2 separate regions of the Homo sapiens genome follow, and region 1 is linked to region 2. A link is a loop called in an ENCODE intact Hi-C map of the cell type or tissue named here. Cell type or tissue: pancreas. All regions are shown on one strand. Each heading gives the region's core, and the rest is flanking DNA. Links, peaks and the distances in the headings are about the cores only. Region 1 overlaps CTSH (cathepsin H). Region 2 overlaps ANKRD34C-AS1 (ANKRD34C antisense RNA 1).

Region 1 (8,949 bases), core at 1-8,000, 270 kb after region 2:
TTATTTCCCCTCGTGGTGATGAGCAGCACTGGCCTCCCTCAGAATTTCCCAGGTGTCCACAGTCCTGTTGGGCCGGTCCCCCTCTCCACCCCACCCTGCCGCCAGCCTGCTGACCACCACAGACCTCACATGACTCCCTTGGCCCATCTGTGTCGCTGACCACTCAGACCGGGGCCTCCATCCAGACCCCTGAGGGTGGCCTCCCCCAGGCCTCTCAAACCCAGCTCAGACCCCACGCCTGCCTCGATCAGAATGCCGCCGAGGCTCCATGCGGCCTTCGGGAGAAAGCCCAGACTCCAACTCAGTCTCCCTGTCTCTTTTACTCTCCCTTCTTTTTTTTTTTTTTTTTTTTTTTTTGAGACGGAGTCTTGCTCTGTTGCCCAGGCTGGAGTGCAATGGCGCAATCTCGGCTCACTGCAACCTCCGCCTCCCGAGTTCAAGCAGTTATCTGCCTCAGCCTCCTGAGTAGCTGGGAGTACAGGCACCCGCCACCACGCCCAGCTAACTTTTTATATTTTTAGTAGAGACAGGGTTTCACCATCTTGGCCAGACTGGTATTGAACTCCTGGCCTCGTGATCTACCGCCTCGGCCTCCCAAAGTGCTGTGATTACAGGCGTGAGCCACCGTGCCCGGCCAACTCTCCCTTCTTAACCTCACGCCCAGGCCCAGCCACATGCTGGTTCCTAAATGCCAGGTCCTACCCTCCCTCTAGTTCTGTCCCTTGTCCTGCTGCCTTCTCTCCTGCCTTGAAAGGGCTGCGCTTCCCTCCTTGTGACCTTACCCCTGCACCTGCCTCTTGCCAGCATTGTTTTTTGGGCTGAGACTGTCCCCACTCCCCTGCCTCACAGGCTCTGACTCGGCCTCCACTTCTCAGTGAGTTTCCTCAGGCCGGGTGAGGCCCCTCCTCAGGCTCCCACCACACACCATGTGTGCCCACCTCTGCCAAAGCCAGCACAGGACCATCTGCTACCAGACCCTAAGCTCCTTGAGGACAAGGATGCTTTAATTCTCTCTGAAATTATCCCATCCCCCAGGCCCTGGCACATCTTGTTTTGTTTAGTAAATGTTATTGAACTGCGTGGGGAGGCTGAGACTTCGGGTCCATAACCTGTATTTCATGCCCTTTGCATCCTCAACAGGATGGTTATTGCAAGTTCCAACCTGGAAAGGCCATCGGCTTTGTCAAGGATGTAGCCAACATCACAATCGTGAGTGCCGATCCCCCTCTGGGATGGGGAATGTGTCCTGATGAGGAGGCCTCTCTCATGCTGTCGGATAGCCAGTGGGCCCAGCAAGGCAGCCCTTCTGGCAGCACATCCCTTTGACGAGTTCATATTATCCCTGGGTCTCAGTCGCTGTGATGGTGGCGAGGCAGGAGATGGGAGGGAGAGCGCAAACTGGCAGGCAGGCCCTCTGGTTCTGAACTCCAGATCCACACATGCCTTCATTCTTTTGGTTCTGTTTTCTTGCTTGTAAAATGCAAGCAATTGTCCGCATCCTGCAGAAGAGGGTATGAGCACGTGCTTGACACAGCGTGTGTGAAACTGAGGAGGGTGAGTGTGTGTCACTCAGGATGAGCCAGGTTCTGTTGCAATAACAACCGTGCCCAATCTGCATGGCTGACAACAGTCAAAGGGTGTGTGGCACTCCTGCGCCCATGCACAGCTTAGGGAGGGTGGTGTGTGCTCCGTGTCATTGGCCTCACGCCAGGACTAGAGGGAAAGAAGGTGGTAAATGATGCCCTAGCTCTAAAGCCAAAACAAGCCGCCCAGTCACAGTTGACCTCAAGTGAATAGGGAAGTGTGGTCTTACCCTGCTTCTCCCAGAGAGAACTGGAACGTGAATGAACGCCTTCGTGACTGCAGTGTGCATGCATGCAAGTGTGGGAGGGTGTGTGAGGAGTGGAGGAATATCGCTTAGGTTGTGTGTGCGCCCACGAATGTATGTACAGTTCACAAACGTGATGTCTGTGTAATGACAGCGGCTGCCATTTAGTTGAAGCATGTGCCAAGCTCTCAGCAATAACATCTTAACTTGATGGAGTACTTCTAGGTGCTGTACCAACCCTCAATACGCACTATCCCCTCTAGACCCGAACTGGCCCTAGGAGATGAGTATCCTTATTACCTCATTTGACAGGTGAGGAAACGGGGGCTCCAAGTGGTTAAGTAATGTGCCCAAGGCCACAGAGCTAGGAAATAGATGCTGGATTTGAACTAAGAATGTGTCATTCCAGAACCAGGGCTCATTGCCTTGACAACATACAGCGCAAATCCTGTACTCAGGATGTCACCCTCTTCAGAATGTTGCTGCTGTCACTCAAGCTGGCTGCTCTGGGCCATGATATCCCAAGGACAGGTGAATTTGGGCCTCAAAGGTATCCCTTTGCATGGTCCCCAGGAGAGCCTCATTGGTGACACCTGCAGGGCCCTGACGACCAGGCCAGAACTAGCATTCAGCCCTCTTGGGCAGGCCCATGGGGTGGAAATGGTGCCACCTGCAGAAGTCATCGCCCCTGTGCTGGGCTGGCCTCTGTGCCCTCCATGTCTCAGATATGCCCTGACCTGTTGGGCTCACAAGGCCTTGTCCACATACCAGGAAGGAGGGCACTCCCTTGCCAGGCACCTGTTTGCTTTTCACAGCTGGGTCTCTGTCCACCCCTCTAGGGAGGCAGGACTGAGGGAGGCTGGGCGCCCCGTCCCTCCTGCACTTGCTTTCCTTCAGTAGGGCCCTGGCCTCAGCACAGGTAACTTCCCCCCTCATTTCAGCTCCCAGAGGTCTCTTGGTTAGTGCACTTGAACCCAGCCACCCCCAACCCAGAAGCTCCAAAAAGTGCCAATGCCTGGGACCCACCCTGCAGATACTGTTGTAGTTGGTCTGAGGCACAGCCTGGACTTGGGGTTTTTTTAAGGTTCTGCATGGGGTTCTACCTGCTGCTGTCACCTGGTCTCTGCAGCTCTGTTCCAAAGCTGCAGCCTCCAGGAAGCCACCCTGACTTCCCCCCACCTACCTTCCCCCTTGGAGGGGACAGGTTCTACTCAGAAGTCACACAGCCCTCGGATGGGTCTTCTCGTTTCCACCGCCATCTGGGACCTACCCGTCCATGGTTTATAACCCCTGTGTTCTAGCAGCAAAGCTTTGTAGACTCTGGGTTTATGGGTGTAGGGGTGAGAGCTGCTGGCCCAGGAGAGGACCTCAGGGAATGGATGTGAATGACTGAATGAGTAGGTCCACGCTGTACCCCGTGGTCCCTATCTCAGAGGGTGCAGGGTTTCCTAGGAGCAGAGTTGGGGAGAGGAACGAGAGATGGCCAGACAGACCCAGCCAGAGACAGGAAGGGAGAGAGGCCGCAGGGGAGCTGCTTCTGGCCATCCATGCTGCTCTGGGCCTCTAGCCCCTAGCTTGAGGCAAAAGGCTGTACTGTGAAAGGAGTGGGGAGGTGACAGGCCATGTGTTTCTGTCTCGGTCCTGTTTCCACAGTATGACGAGGAAGCGATGGTGGAGGCTGTGGCCCTCTACAACCCTGTGAGCTTTGCCTTTGAGGTGACTCAGGACTTCATGATGTATAGAACCGGCATCTACTCCAGGTGAGTCAGGGTCCCAGGAGCCAGGAGGGACAGTGGGGAGGGGCTTGGTGGGCCTCCTCACACCCCACTCGTGGGACTTGGGCTCGTGGCCCAGACTCCTGTGTGTCAGACCCTTCATGACACCTGCCAGGTGCTGGGCGTTTTGCACATCCCTCAGTTAATCCTCACACAGCCCCAAGGGCCAGGAGCCATGGCCTCTTCTCACAGCAAAGGAGAGGTGGTCAGAAGGGATACGACAGACACAGGCCACCTGGCTAGTGAGAGCTAGGGCCAAAATTTGAGAGCTTTGTGCTCCTTAACAGAAGAGTTGCCTCCAGTTTAAAAAAAACCCATGTTCAGGCCAGGCGTGGTGGCTCATGCCTGTACTCCCAGCACTTTGGGAGGCCGAGGCAGGTGGATCACTTGAGGCCAGGAGTTCAAGACCAGCCTGGCCAACATGGCGAAACCCCATCTCTACTAAAAATACAAAAAAAAAAAAAAAGCCAGCGTGGTGGTGCATGCCTATAATCCCAGCTACTCGGGAGGCTGAGACACAAGAATGGCTTGAACCTAGGAGGTGGAAGTAGCACTAAGCCAAGATCGTGCCACTGCACTCCAACCTTGGTGACAGAGCAAAGCTCTGTCTCAGAAAAAAAAAAAAATACCCATGTTTAAAGATTTGAAGACGTAAAATAGGGAGAAGAGTAGCTGCCCTCACACACTAGGATCCTGTGCTGGAGGAGTCACCCCAGGCTTCTTCAGAAAAACCAAGCTTTAGCCTCTTTACTATGGGGTTTCTCTCACCCACACCTTTTCGCCTGCCTGGTTTGCAGCCTCATTTCCCTCCCTTCATCAGTTGCTGCCCGTTAACGTCACTCACTAATGTCACTCACGTCTGTGCTCTCCTCTCCCTCCCTGAGGCTCTGCCCTGGTCACCATTGTCCTTGGACCCCCTAACCCCCCACACACTGTTCCAGCTTCCACTGGGAGCTGTCTGCCTTCTGAAACACTCCTCTTGCCAACGCCAACCTTTGAACACACCAGTGTCCCTGCTTTCCCAGGGTCCTACCCTGAGGGGGACCCTCATGATCTGGTCCTCCCTCTTTTTCCACACTCATCTGCCATCAAACCCGTCCCCGCCGTTCCACCCTGCAGCCCCCACCCCAGCCACGCAGAAGGGTTCGCAGTTCCATGGGCGTTCCCCGCCTCCACAGGGAGCCTTCCCTGACCCACCCTGCCCACCCTCCCCCCCCCCCCCGCTGGGTTGGATCCCCCCCACCTCCTGGGGGCTCTGTCGCCCTCCCACTGTCAGAGCCCTCAGGCCACTGTAGAGAAGCAGCCTCTTTGCCAACCTGCTCCCTGCCAAACAGGGCTTCCAAGGGACAGTTATGCATGCTGCCTGGATCCCGGCACCTGGCCCTGGCGCGAGCCTATGGCCCACTTACACATCAGCTGAATTCACACCTGACCACTGCAGTTTGTTCTCTTGAATTTCTTGGAATTTCCTTATGGAGGCTAGTTCACTTTTGTAAACAGAAAAAGTTGTATTTTTGCCATAGGTATAAAGTAATATTTAATAAATGCAGTGGCAACAAAGCAAAGCTGTGTTAAAGTCTGCCAGACACTGTTGCCTACAGAAGGTGCAGCAGGAAGGTGGCTCTCTCCTTGCCAGGAAAGAGGGAGTAGAAAGTGTCAGGGGTGAGACACGGGCCAGCACCATATGGAGATTCTCCTGACAGAAGCAGAAGAACCAAAAGAACTGAAAGGGCCGGGTGCGGTGGCTCACACCTGCAATCCCAGCACTTTGGGAGGCCGAGGTGGGTGGATCACCTGAGGTCAGGAGCTCGAGACCAACCTAGCCAACATGATGAAACCCTGTCTCTACCCAAAATACAAAAATTAGCTGGGTGTGGTGGTGCACGCCTGTAATCAGGCTACTCGGGAGTCTGAGGCAGGAGAATCGTTTGAACCCTGGAGGTGAAGGTTGCAGTGAGCAGAGATTGCACCATTGCACTCCAGCCTGGGCAACAGAGTGAGACTCCGTCTCAAAAGAAAAAAAGAACTGAAAGGAGTTCTCTCACGGAGACTAAATGTGATTACATCACCACCTTACATGCCTCCCTGGTCCGCTGTGGGGAACATTGCTCTAAAGCGCTCAAAGAGGCGTTGTTGGATGGGACTGTCATTGCTTTTATCCTTCCCATATGATCACCTCTTTTTGAATTTTGTTTTCCAGTACTTCCTGCCATAAAACTCCAGATAAAGTAAACCATGCAGTACTGGCTGTTGGGTATGGAGAAAAAAATGGGATCCCTTACTGGATCGTGAAAAACTCTTGGGGTCCCCAGTGGGGAATGAACGGGTAAGCAGCTCCCAGGTCCCACTTCTGGGAGGGGGATGTTGCTCAGGCCTGGAGGCCCTGGGGGCATCACTTCCACCTCAGAGTTACGGCTTCCACAGACGAGCTGGTCAGCCAAGCCCTAGGCCAGGCCAGGGGGAAAGGGAGCATGAGAATGTAGCCTCCACATTTCCAAGCCCCCATTTGCAGCCCTCACAGGGCCCCAGGTCTTTAGGACGCTGCAGGGAGAGCAGGAGGCCAGCTGGCTCAGAAGGACTGCTAGGAAAACAGCTCAGAACTTGGAACTCTGCTGGCACGAAATCAGTGTCTGGGAGGGTCCGTCTTTGAGAAATCAAAGCAACAAATGTACCCCTGATCACTGACAGCCCCTCCTTCCGGGAGAAAAGGCTGGCATGGGGCGGCCTGGGTGTATATGCTGCTGTGCCTTTGTCCTGTCCTCCCAGATTCCATGTCCTTGTCTGAAAAGGAGAGCTTTCCTGTTCCCTCGGGCTCCTGGTGATAAAATAGCTGTGTGAGGGCCCGGCCAGGGCTAAGAGGGGGCCCTCGGTAAATTTTCGGGAGAAGTGGGATATGGATCATTCATTTGGCAGCTAAGGAGAGGGAAGAATGAATTCTTCACAAAGTCAGGTCCGTGATTTGCCGGTGATCAAATAAGCCGAATGCTACTGTTTTATGAATAAATTTAGAGGGTCTCACCCCTGAAGTCAGCTCTTGGTGAGCAGCAAAACATTCTAGAAAGGCCTGTGGTGGGGAGACCGCCGGCCGGGCCTCAGCTCCTCTTTCTGCCCAGGTACTTCCTCATCGAGCGCGGAAAGAACATGTGTGGCCTGGCTGCCTGCGCCTCCTACCCCATCCCTCTGGTGTGAGCCGTGGCAGCCGCAGCGCAGACTGGCGGAGAAGGAGAGGAACGGGCAGCCTGGGCCTGGGTGGAAATCCTGCCCTGGAGGAAGTTGTGGGGAGATCCACTGGGACCCCCAACATTCTGCCCTCACCTCTGTGCCCAGCCTGGAAACCTACAGACAAGGAGGAGTTCCACCATGAGCTCACCCGTGTCTATGACGCAAAGATCACCAGCCATGTGCCTTAGTGTCCTTCTTAACAGACTCAAACCACATGGACCACGAATATTCTTTCTGTCCAGAAGGGCTACTTTCCACATATAGAGCTCCAGGGACTGTCTTTTCTGTATTCGCTGTTCAATAAACATTGAGTGAGCACCTCCCCAGATGGAGCATGCTGGTCCTGGGCCATGACTCAAACCAGGTCTGTCCTCGCCACTCAGTCTCCCAGGAGGGAGGCATCAGGGGGTGTCCAGGCTCTGGCTGGGAGGATGGTGGGGGTGCTGGCGGTATTATCCACCAGATGGGGTATCCAGGATGAAGAGCAGGCTTAATTTGAGATCTTGACTATTTGTCCCAAACCTGAGTGGAGAGGTGGGGAGGAAGGAGAAAAACGGGCCAAGCTGCGGCAGAGGCAGGATTCAAACCCACAATGTCAGCCCAGAAGCCTGTACTTCTCTGTGTGGCCTCCCCAGTCTCAGCTGCCTACTCCTACTCAGACTCTGCCCCCCACCTCCACATGAGACTGCCCACCCCTTCCTCACCAACCCCTTATTTATTTCAAACGTGCCCAGATGCTCCTGTCGTTTCCACACCATCCCTTCCCTTATCTTGCCTTTTGAGAAATCTTGATCTCTGTTTAGAGGGCGGCCATGAAGTTGCTGCTGCTTCCTGAAGCCTCCGGGCTCTGGGATGTCTGTAGAACAAGCTGGAGTCCACCAGCTCTTTGTCCTATGGCTCACAGACTTTCTTAATGATAAAAGCTGTCATCTTATTTGGGCTTCCTGAAAAGCTAAAGGCTTGAGAATATTTGAAAAATATATATGTTCATGATAAGGCTTATTTAGATAATGCAAATATAGTTTAATTTATTAGAAAATTCTAGTAACATAAGACCACAACTGTATAAGACAAAAAACAATCACCTTGCTAGGCATGGTGGCTCACGCCTATAATCCCAGCACTTTGGGAGGCCGAGGCAGGTGGATCACCTGAGGTCAGGAGTTTGAGACTAGCCTGGCCAACATGGTGAAACCCCGTCTCTAATAAAAATACAAAAAAAAAAATTTAGCCAGGAGTGGTAGTGCACACCTGTAGTCCCAGCTACTCGGGAGGGTGAGGCAAGAGAATCGCTTAAGCCTGGGAGATGGAGGTTGCAGTGAGCTGAGATCATGCCACTGCACTCCAGCCTCAAAAAAAAAATAATAATAATAATAGACTTCATTGGATGGAATTCTATTCTAGATTTAAAAAAAAACTAACATGAAATGAAAGCATAATTTCTTTTTCTTTCTTTTTTTTTTTTTTTTTTTAGATGTAGTCTCACTCTGTCACCCAGGCTGGAGTGCAGTGGTGTGATCTCAGCTCACTGCAACCTCCACCTCCCCAGTTCAAGCGATTCTCCTGCCTCAGCCTCCTGAATAGCTGGGATTACAGGCATGCACCACCACTCCTGGCTAATTTATGTATTTTTAGTAGAGATGGGGTCTCACCATGTTGGTCAAGCTGGTCTCGAACTCCTGACCTCAAGTGATCCCAAAGTGCTGGGATTACAGGAGTGTGAGCAACCGCACCCAGCCTGAAAGCATAATTTCTGAATTTGACAAAGATTCTCAAATCAATGGTCAGTTGTATAAAAGGATTCCCATTGAAGTCAGTGGTATAAAAGGATTCCCATTGAAGATACATGGCAAATAAGTCTAAGGGTACCATTCTTGCTTACATCTATCTGGAAGATCTGGCTGCTGTGATAAATAAACCCAATTAATATTTGCAGACAGCATGATAATGTGGCTAAAAACATTCAGGAGAATCAACAAAACTTAGAACTAATGAAAGAGTTCTGAAAGTGGCTGGATACCAGAAAAAAAAATCAAAAACTCAGAAAAAATACACTATTTTTTGTTACTATTGCAACTTTACTATTGCAACAAAACCAGCAGCTAGGAATAACCACCAAAAAGT
Region 2 (10,150 bases), core at 898-8,897:
GTTCAAGCAAAAGCATTTTTATTATGCATTGTGAAGGCGAAAAGTAAGCAAGCAAAAATCACATTCAGTCCAGGCCCCAAAATACGCACACAGCCCATGTACACACACAGCCAAGGTGTGGAAAGTGTGATTCAGCCTGGGAGGCTTCTCACCATATCTTCAAAGATGCTTGAAAACTGAAGACTGGATTAAAACGTTCCTACCCTTTGATCCTGCAATCTCCCTTCTTGGAAGCCCCATGCAAATAGCAGAAGATAGAAAAGAAAAAACTATGCACAGAGATGTTCCCTTCACCATTATGTATAATGGCCAAAACACTGGAATAACGAAAATGGCTGCTTTTAGAAATCAGGTGAAATAGGCCAGGCGTGGTGGCTCATGCTGTAATCCCAGCACTTTGGAAGGCTGAGGCAGGCGGATCACCTGAGGTCGGGAGTTTGAGACCAGCCTGACCAACATGGAGAAATCCCGTCTCTACTAAAAAATAAAAATAAAAATAAATAAATAAATAATACAAAAGAAATTAGCTGGGTGTGGTGGTGCAAATAAATAAATAAATACAAAAGAAATTAGCTGGGCATGGTAGTGCACGCCTGTAATCCCAGCTAGTCGGGAGGCTGAGGCAGGAGAATTGCTTGAACCCGGGGGGGTTGGGAGGTTGCTGTGAGCCAAGATATTTTTATTGCACTCCAGCCTGGGCAACAAGAGTGAAACTCTATCAAAAAAGAAAGAGAGAAAGAGAGAAAGAAAGAGAGAGACAGAGAGAAAGGAAGAAAGAAAGAAAGAAAGAAAGAAAGAAAGAAAGAAAGAAAGAAAGAAAGAAAGAAGAAAGAAAGAAAGAAAGAAAGAAAGAAAGAAAGAAAGAAAGAAAGAAGAAAGAAAAGAAAAATCAGGTGAAATAAACTGTGGTGCTTCCATTCTATGGGAAATGGTAATATTGGCCCCATTTACTGGATAATGTAGTGGTTTTAAAACATGTGTACACTTGGAAACAACCTAAGTGTCCATCAACAGATGAGTGGATAAAGAAAACATGGTAGGTACACACAATGGAGTACTATTCTGCCATCAAAAACGATGAGATCCTGTCATTTGCAATACCGTGGATGAAAGTAGAGGTCACTATGTTAAGTGAAATAATCCAGGCACAGGAAGACAAGCACATCACATGTTCTCTCTGATTTGTGGGAGCTAAAAATCAAAACAATTGAACTCATGGAGATAGACAGTAGAAGAATGGTTACCAGAGGCTGGGAAGGGTAGTGAAGGGGCTGGGGGGAGTTGGAGATGGTGAATTGGTACAAAAAATTAAAAGAATGAATAAGATCTACTATTCCATAGCAAAACAGGGTGACCATAGCCAACGATAATTTAATGGTACATTTTAAAATCACTAAAAAAGTATAACTGGACTGTTTGTAACACAAAGGATCAATGCTTGAGGAGAAGGATACCCCATTCTCCATGATGTCATTATTACGCATTGCATGCCTTATAAAAACATCTCATGTAACCCATAAATATATACACTTACTATGTACCCTCAAAAACTAAAAATTAAAAAAAAAAAGAGCCCACAGATTCTTTGACACTCACTCCATTAAGAGGTGGAGTCCATGTCCCCTCTCCTTGAGTCTGGATGAGCCTCTGTGGATGCCTCAATGAATAAAATGAGGTGGAAGTCATACTGTGTGACTCCCAGGGCTGGGATAAAAAAGGCCACAGAGCTTCTGCCAGGCTTTCTTGGGACACTTGCTCTGGGAACCCTGGGCCGCCACGTCAGGAGTCTGCCTGGAGGCCACCAGGCGGAGAGACCATGTGGAAAAAGGGATGCTTGAGGAGCCCCAGCTATTCCAGCCCCAGCTGTGTGAATCTCCCCAGCTCAGGAGCCAGACATGTGGGTGAAGATGACATTGAGAACACCCCAGCCCAGTCCCAGCCACTGAGTGACTGCAACCACCTGCGAGATCCTGAGAACCGCCGAGCTGAGCTCACTTAACTCCTGATGAAGAAAAATAAATTATTGTTATTCATTTAAGACACTGTTTGGGGATGGGTTGTTACACACCAATGAATAGCTGAAACAGAGAAATGGAGATTTACAAAGGTTTAGAATCATGCTCAAGGTCACATAACTAATAAGTGGGGAAGCCTGAGCCAGCATCTAAACTCAGGTCTTCAGCAGGGGAACTGGGACAAGAGTATAGTCTACTCGGCTGCAACGTAAGATAGCTCATACTAACTGGTGAGCAGAACCAGTGAGTGGAAGAAAGTTGTTGCTCTGTTGCAGAGCTCGGGTTCCTACTCAGCTTTTCCTGACATATCGATGTTTTGCACCGACAAGTTTGCAAAATGCACTAAAGCAGCCGAATGCTGCAGGCTGCAGAGGGAAGCAGGGCTGTGTGCAATGCCCATTATGGTGATCACTTTCTCTTGGCTCAGTTTGCCACATGGGCTCTTTTTGAAATTTTATTGCCTAATCCTCCCTGGCATTTGTGTATTTTGCCTTGGACTCCTTACCTCAGCAGCCTCAACCCCTCCTAACATCAGATCAGAAGTGCCTGTACAATGATGCCTGCCCTCAAAGACAGGGCTGACACTCCCCAGTGTCCCACAGTCCCTGTCTGGTCACTATGGTCCCTGTCATCCCCACTACTTGTCTGGCCCCTGTAGACATTTCCATTTGCAACCCTTGGCTTAAGATACCAAGAAGTTCTTCACGATGGAAATGCATTCATCTTTGCTTAACTCTGGTGTTCTCTGCTGGTTTGATCACATAATTAACTCTTCCCCCATCCCCTCTCCTATTTAATGCCTGCTGCAACATTCTTAGTCCTTGGCAGGCACAGTTTAGGAAAAGCTGGACTGTGTGACCATGGCAGCCTCTTCTAATTCTACTATCAGCACCTGGTCATTAACGGATTCAAGCTTTGGTGAGCTAGAGCCATCCTAAGGCATTCGCGGAATCTCTGGCTGCCCCCTTCCAGCTCCCAGTCTGCTGCCTTTACAATGCGGGAGTTAACGACCACTGTTACCCCTGCTGCTCCTCTTCCATGAGGATTTAGTGTCTCATACCCTTCTGTTTATGACATGAACTATCCTTCTGATGGTTAGGGCGCCCCTGTCCACCCAGTTCACCCTGCAAGCCACTCCAAGTGTCCTTTAAAAGGATGTGTATAACAAGAATGGATATCGGACTCGTGTGTTCAATGTAATTTAGTTGTCTCTGGGGATCAAAGAGCAAGACCACGTACTTGTAGCTGATATAGGAATAACAGCCCTTCATCCTAGAAAATGCCCACCCTGAAATAGGAAAAAAGGACTCTGTGGTGAGTTGAATTGTGGCCTCAGAAAATATAAATATGTCCAAGTCTTGACCCTTGGTACCTGTGAATGTGACCTTATTTGGAAATAGAGTCTTTGCAGATGTAAGTAAGTTAAGGCTCTTGCGATGAGATCATCCTTTATTTAGGGTAGGCCCTAAATCCAATAACTGTTGTCCTTACAAGAATAAGGAGAGGGAGATTTAAGACACACAGAGAAAAGGACCATGTGAAGATGGAGGCAGAGGTTGGAGTGGTGCCTCAACAAGCCAAGGGAGCCCCAAGCATGGCCCCAGCTGCCACAAGCTAGGAGAGAAACAAGGGACAGTTTCTCCCTCAGAGCCTCCGGAGGGAACCAATCCTGCCAACCCTTCAATCCTGAACGTCTGGCCTCCAGAACTGGGCGAATAAATTTCTATTGTTTTAAGCCACCAGATTTATGGTCATTTGTTACGGCAGTCATGGGAGACGAATACAGACTCCAGCGGCGGGTCTCAGAGGAGGAAAAATGGCCTCATCTCAGGGGCCACATGGCTGTGGGGAATAAGGGAGGAGTAGAGGGGGGCCCTGCTGAATGCCTGCAGGGTGGGGGCCAGGCTGGGAAGTCCCCAGGGAAGGACCTTAAAGATTAGCATCTTTGTAAGTGACGTCCTAGGCCGTGCTTCTTTTTTTTTTTTTTTTCATTCATGCATTCATTTTATTTTTTTCTCTTTATCCATTCATCTATTTTTTTTTAATTTTTTTAATTTTATTTTTTTAAAATTTTATTATTATTACACTTTAAGTTTTAGGGTATATGTGCACAATGTGCAGGTTTGTTACATGTGTATACATGTGCCATGTTGGTGTGCTGCACCCACTAACTCGTCATTTAACATTAGGTATATCTCCTAATTTTTATTCATTTTCACTCAACTCTCAGGAAAGCCTCATCAGTAATTAGGGCCTGGAGCCAGCTGTGCAGTTTGGGAAGTTGAGAGGAGAGCCTGAGGAGTGAAAAGGGAACACAGTCCCTCTCCCCTGAGTTCAGGGTGGCGGGTGCAGGGGAATCACTGGAATGGTGGAGGCTTCCAAGAAGAGGACCTCCCAGGGTCACAACCCCAGAGGCAGCCCCGAGCACAGGAAGAGGGACCAGGGTGCAAAGCCTTGACCGGCACCACCCTCTGAGCAAACAGGGAACTGCACCCCAAGGAACCCCCAGAAATAGGGCCATCGGACCTCTTCAGGGGAGTCTAACATCACAGGCAGTAGAGCTTTTATCCTATTTTCGTTTGACTAGTTAAAAGGAATGTGACCTTATTTTGCAGTCATAGGCTGGTGAAGCCCAAAACATTCAAGATAAGTGAATATGCCTGCAAAGTTTCCCCAAATAGCCAGGAAATTAGCACCCCCCAAAATAGCTGTGTGAGAGCGACGAGCAGGGCATAGCCTTGCTGCCTCCTTTCCTCCTCCTCCATTTCTGTCTTCTTCTCTCCCTCTTTCCCTCATCTGCCATTTTCTTCTCTTTTCTCTTGCTCCATTCCTCTTTTTTCTTCTTTCTGTCCTACATCCCTTCCTTCCACCTTCCAGACCCTCTCCTCTCCTCTCTCCCCATTTCGCAGGCTCCAAGCCCACAGCATACATTTCCCAACGGCCCCAGCAATTTCCCTGCAGGAGTCCCTTCCTGTCTTCACTTCTCTGTGGGTGCTGGCTGAGCAGCTAGCAGCGTGGCCTAGGGCTACCCATCAGGAAAGCTTCTGTGGGCACATGCTGAGGAGGGAGGTGCCCTGCAAGGACAGCTCCTCTTATTTTAAAAATGAGGTCGTAACATTCTTTCATTCCACTAACACCCCTGGCTAGGGCTTAGAGTGCCTACTGTGTGCCAGCTCACTGCTGCTGGGGAGCAGAAAGCTATGGTGAAAATATGTCCAGGAAGGTATGCTGTGCAGAAGGGAGACATCCAACCCTTTAGGGGGTTGAGAGCAGGGACAATTTATCCTAGGAGAGGGTGACCATATATTGTCATTCATTGTCCAGCTCAGGACACATTTGAGAGTGGTGATTTCACAGGGGCATCACCCTAGAAGATTGTTCAGGGGGTCCCCATTTGGAAGATAATGATACTGCAATTCAGACAAAGTGAACAGCATGAGGGGCTGCAAAACACTTTACAGGTTTTGGGTCATGCCTGTCATCAGGTGCAGCTGATGTGAGTTTGGAGAGATGATGGGATGGGAGACTGGACAAGTCAGTTTGGAGTCCATCTTTAAAAAGTCTTGAATGTGAAGCCAAGAGTTGTCTTTATTCCTCAAGGATTAAATACAATGATTTTTTTTTAATTTTTACTATTACATCAACCGGACCATAAAAAGGATATAAAAGAAAAAGGCAAAAAAAAAGCACACATCATATCAATAGATGGCAAAAAGTATTTCATAAAATCTAATATTTACTACTAATGATGAAAAAAATACTGTGGGGACTAAGATTAGAAGAATGCTTTCGTGAGATACTAAAATATCTATCCAAAAATAGCAATCAACAGGAAACACTGCAGTTGTTACCATTAAAATAAGGACTAAGACAAGAACACAGCCGGTCCTATTGTTGTGAAACATTGTTCTGAAGGGCTTGGTCAATGCCATAAGGCCTGGTAACAAATCGGATGCAAAATTATAAGAGAGAAGATGACAAAACTATACTCATTTTCAGGCAATATGATTTTCTACCTGGAAAAAAAATCCATTCAAGTTTAATAAAGTTGATTGTTCTATAAAGAATATATAAATATCAATAACATTCCTAAATATCATCTATAATTAGAAAATATGATGGGAAAATATGCTATACACATTTCATATGAATATATGTATATATAGGTATGTGAATGTGTATATATGAAAATAAACTTAGTAAGAAATATGTAAGTCCTATAAGAAAAAAATGCTAACATTCATTGAGAAAGTCAGGGGAAGACTTTATTTATTTATTTAGAGACAGGGTCTCGCTCTGTAACCCAGGCTAGAGTGCAGTGGCACCATCATAGCTCACTGCAGCCTCAAACTCCTGGCCTCAAATGATCCACCTGCCTCAACCTCCCAAAGTGCTGGGATTACAGGCATGAGCCACTGTGCCCAGCCAGAAGATTTTAATAATTAGAAATATAGGGCATTTCCTTGAGGCAGAAGATTATATTATAAAGATGTCTAATCCCAATAGAAATCATAACCAAATTTTATAACACTTATTTTTAAAGTTTGTACAATGAAAAATGAGTAAAGAAAAAAAACAAGATAATATCCGAAATACAAAAGCACTGAGAGGTAACTGAGCTTATAATGTATCAATATGCCCTGCAAAGCTTCAATACTTAAAACAGTGCACTGTCAATGTGAGAAACGACAAATCAATGGAAAGTCCTGAAATGGCTGACTGTGCACATAAGTAACAAAGCAAAATATCTACATTTTCTGTCAAACTCTGGTGGGATTTTTGGAAGCTACAAAAATGCCAAAATGGCAGGCAGCTCCAAGTGATGGAGACTTAAACCTGACCACTATGTTAAGGCTGGCTGGTTTTTCCTTCTGGCATAATTTCCTGAAATGACCCTTCAGTCAAGTAAGCACCAAGTCAATACTGGGGGACAAGATGTGTAAAACACCAGTGTGGCAGAAACAATGGCATCCATCAAACATCCATCAGCCTCCTGCTCATCCCCACCACCACCTCCTTGCCAGCTGCCTTATTGCCGGCCAGAGCCATGTGACCAGCTCTGGCCGGGGCTATGGCAGAGAGTGACAGGTGCTACTTTCAGCCTAAAACCTAGAAGAGCCTGGTGTGACCTTCCAGATGTCTCTTCCCCTGCCATGGCAACCAAGGAAGCAAGTATTTAAGAGAATGCCGTCCGTCACACAGTAACAAAGCCTCCGTGACTCGCTCCCTGTGTGGAGTGGAGTCTCCTGCTGACCCTTAATGGACAGGCAGTGTGAAGGAAAAATGAACCCTTGTTGTGATAGGCCACTAAAATACTGGGATTTATGAGTGACTGTAGGAGAACCCAGCTTATTCTAGAACCCAGCTTATTCTGACTAACACCACCAGTCATCTGGATGTTGGCATTTCAGAGCACAGGTTCCAGCACATGCTGCACAACAGAATCATCTGGGAGCTTTTTGAAAATGCCAGTTCCTGGGCCAACCCTTTAAGAGCTTCTGACTCTGTCGCTCTGAGTGTGGCTCGGACATCAGTCATTTCAAGTGTTCCCCAGGTGATTAATTGTACTGTGCAGCCGCAGTTGAAAAACCGCAGCTGCCTTTCTTAAGAAGCTCTGTGTCGTGTCGGGTAATGTTACATGTGGTTCGTGTTTGAGTGAGCATCTGCTCTGCAGACTTGGTTCTTCCCAGGCACCAAGAAGCATTCCTGTGTTTTCCACTGGATTGGCACTGTCCTGGGCTTGCATACAGTTGCTGGTGCTTGAGAAGCTGTGTGTGTGCCTTTACGAAGCTTAGATAACAGGCAATCTGAGGCTGGGGAAACGCCATCTTTGCCCTGTGTTAGAGGCACTTCTATAAATAGGCAAGCAGAGCCTGCAGGTGGGAAATTCAACCTGGAATGTGCAGTCAATGTCCTGCACACCAAGCATTCAAAACTAAGACCCTCTTGGCTTTTGGAGGCAGGCTGATCTCACATTCCTGTATTCTGATGCCACGTCCCTACTGGGGTCAGGAGAGGAGCCGACACTGTGGGCGGGATTTCTGTTGAAGACAGTGACCGTTTCTGCTGTCACCATCAGCCTGGGACCAGGGTGTCAGGCATGGAGTCTGGATTCTAGGGACTGCAGACGGCTTATGAGGCTCTCACACTGCGAAGTGAGGCCCACGGCCTGAGAGAGGCCCAGTGCTAGGCAAGGAGACCATCACATCAAATCACAACTCTCTGTTGTGAAACTTGATCCTGAAAGTTTTGTATAGTCTCATCAAAATTTACAAGCTGGTTTCTGCGCCACTTTGGAAATTAAGGGGCCCTGTGCTTGCGATGGAATCATAAAGGATGTCTCCTCTCTTGTCCCCACCCCAGGCCTGCACAGTGGCAGCAGCTGTGGCCAGAGGGACACCAGTGGACACAGAGGCCCAGGGAGAGGAGCAGAGGCCAGCAGGAAACAGCAAATGCAGAGGCCCAAAGTGACCAGGACACCGTCCTTGTGCACATCCTGGGAGGAGCCGACGTCTAAAGAAGGGCTGAAGCCTGAAAATCTGGCATGACTAGAGCTCAAAGTCATGGCTGCTTGGGGCACTGTTAGAAATGTGCCTCCTTGTGTTCTCCCAGTGATGTGATAAAGGTGGCATCTCACTGAAAAGGACCAGGGTTAGGAGGGCTCAGGAGCTATGGGGTGGCCCAGGGACAGAGAGCTGCTCATCAAAATCAGTGTCAAAGCTGCATGTGCAGCCCTGGTGCTCGGGGGGCTCTGGTGCAGGGTGTGCTGTGGCGTTCCTCGACGACGATGTTGCTTTACTGGGGGAAGTATCCTGGTACTGGCAGGGTCAGAAGAGGGTAGTGAGGAGTGTGGTGCTTCTGGGAGCCATGTGAATTGAAGTGGAATAATTAGCCAGGCATGGTGGAGGGTGCCTGTAATCCTAGCTACTCAGGAGGCTGAGGCAGGAGAATCACTTAAACCTGCGCAGAGGCTGCAGTGAGCTGAGATCACACCGCTGCACTCCAGCCTGAGCGACAAGAGTGAAACTCGGTCTCAAAAAAGATATAGATAGATATAGATAGATACAGATGATAGATAGATAGATATCTGAAAGATTCACAGAGAGTAAATGACAGTGTCCAAACAAAAAGTGTCCTTTCCGCCCTTGCACAGTGCCGCCCCCATTCCAAAAACTCCCTTTCCACTGACCTGCTGCCTGTGTGCATTGTAATCCAGCTCACTCTCTCCCACTCAGAGCTGCCAGGCAGGGCTACAAACACAGGGCACGAAGCTGCCGTCCTCCCTACCTGGCCAGTGGCAAACATCACTAAACCCAGCCACCCTTCCCACCAAACCTGCCCGAGGCCTTGGGCTTCTTCCCATCACAGCGGTCCACACAGCCACCGCCTGCCAGTCAGCATTAGTTACAGCCACCTGACGCTTGTCTTCAAATCCAAGAGAGAGGTGCAGGTCAACTGTGACCCTGGGGCCGAGGCCAAGTCAACCACACCCATTTGTTTGGGTATCACCTATGCTGTGCTCATACTGCAAAGGCCAAGTTGAGCAGTTGAGACAGAGACTGTGTGGCCCACAAAGCCTAAGATATTGACCACCTGGCCCTTTACAGGAAAAGCCTGCCAACCCCAGTTAGAAGCAAAGCATGCTCAAATTTGTATTTTTTTTCCCAGAATAAGATTGTCATTAAACTTATAAATAGGGTTTCTTAACCTATTCACACAGTGAAATGCAGACAGCCCGAGAGTTGTTATCTAAACTAAAAAAGAAGAGAATGGGAAAACCTAATTATCCTGGATGTCACATGCTGACTCCAGGGGTGACTATACTTTAGTTGACTCAACCTTGGTTTGGAAACTTGCTTTCACTCCCTCCCTGGAGTCAGAAGCCTTCCCAGACAGCATGTTCTCTGGTCTTGGTCTTCGAAGCTACGGGGAGTTGTGCCAAGGAAGCTCACCCTCCACAGGCCTAGAGCACGACGATGCCAGGGTCAGGTGTTGCTAACAGCCCTTCCCTCTCTTCCACCTCCTCAAGCCCCCTCCCCAGGAACAGTGGAGGGAGAATGAAAGAAGGCACAGTTTCACCTTCTCCATCTGCCTTGGAAGCCGCAACATCTGCCTTCCAATTAGGATGGAGTTAC

The links. Peaks named below come from ENCODE experiments on the same cell type or tissue, not always from the same donor. Only the 100,000 strongest peaks of a DNase experiment are listed, where the experiment ranks them.
Region 1: a loop joins it to region 2, with 3.0 times the contacts of the local background. A loop is called at or near these places in 39 of 110 quality-filtered maps.

The regions. Positions count from the first base shown.
Region 1 is chr15:78,919,973-78,928,921 of GRCh38, reverse strand. It overlaps CTSH (cathepsin H), which reads left to right. Exons shown (of 12, transcript NM_004390.5): 9 at 1,141-1,209; 10 at 3,482-3,588; 11 at 5,804-5,929; 12 at 6,717-7,864. The coding sequence ends at 6,792. Among named protein-coding and RNA genes, the nearest start is that of CTSH, 21 kb to the left of the region's middle. RefSeq lists an enhancer at 3,514-3,563. In pancreas, for the core only: no CTCF peak of the experiment used is centred there; DNase peaks (open chromatin) are centred at 116, 1,679 and 3,678.
Region 2 is chr15:79,190,331-79,200,480 of GRCh38, reverse strand. ANKRD34C-AS1 (ANKRD34C antisense RNA 1) reads left to right here. Exons shown (of 2, transcript NR_038997.1): 2 at 8,379-8,774. Among named protein-coding and RNA genes, the nearest start is that of MIR184, 14 kb to the left of the region's middle. RefSeq lists an enhancer at 2,757-3,290. In pancreas, for the core only: no CTCF peak of the experiment used is centred there; no DNase peak of the experiment used is centred there; H3K27me3 peaks cover 410 bases.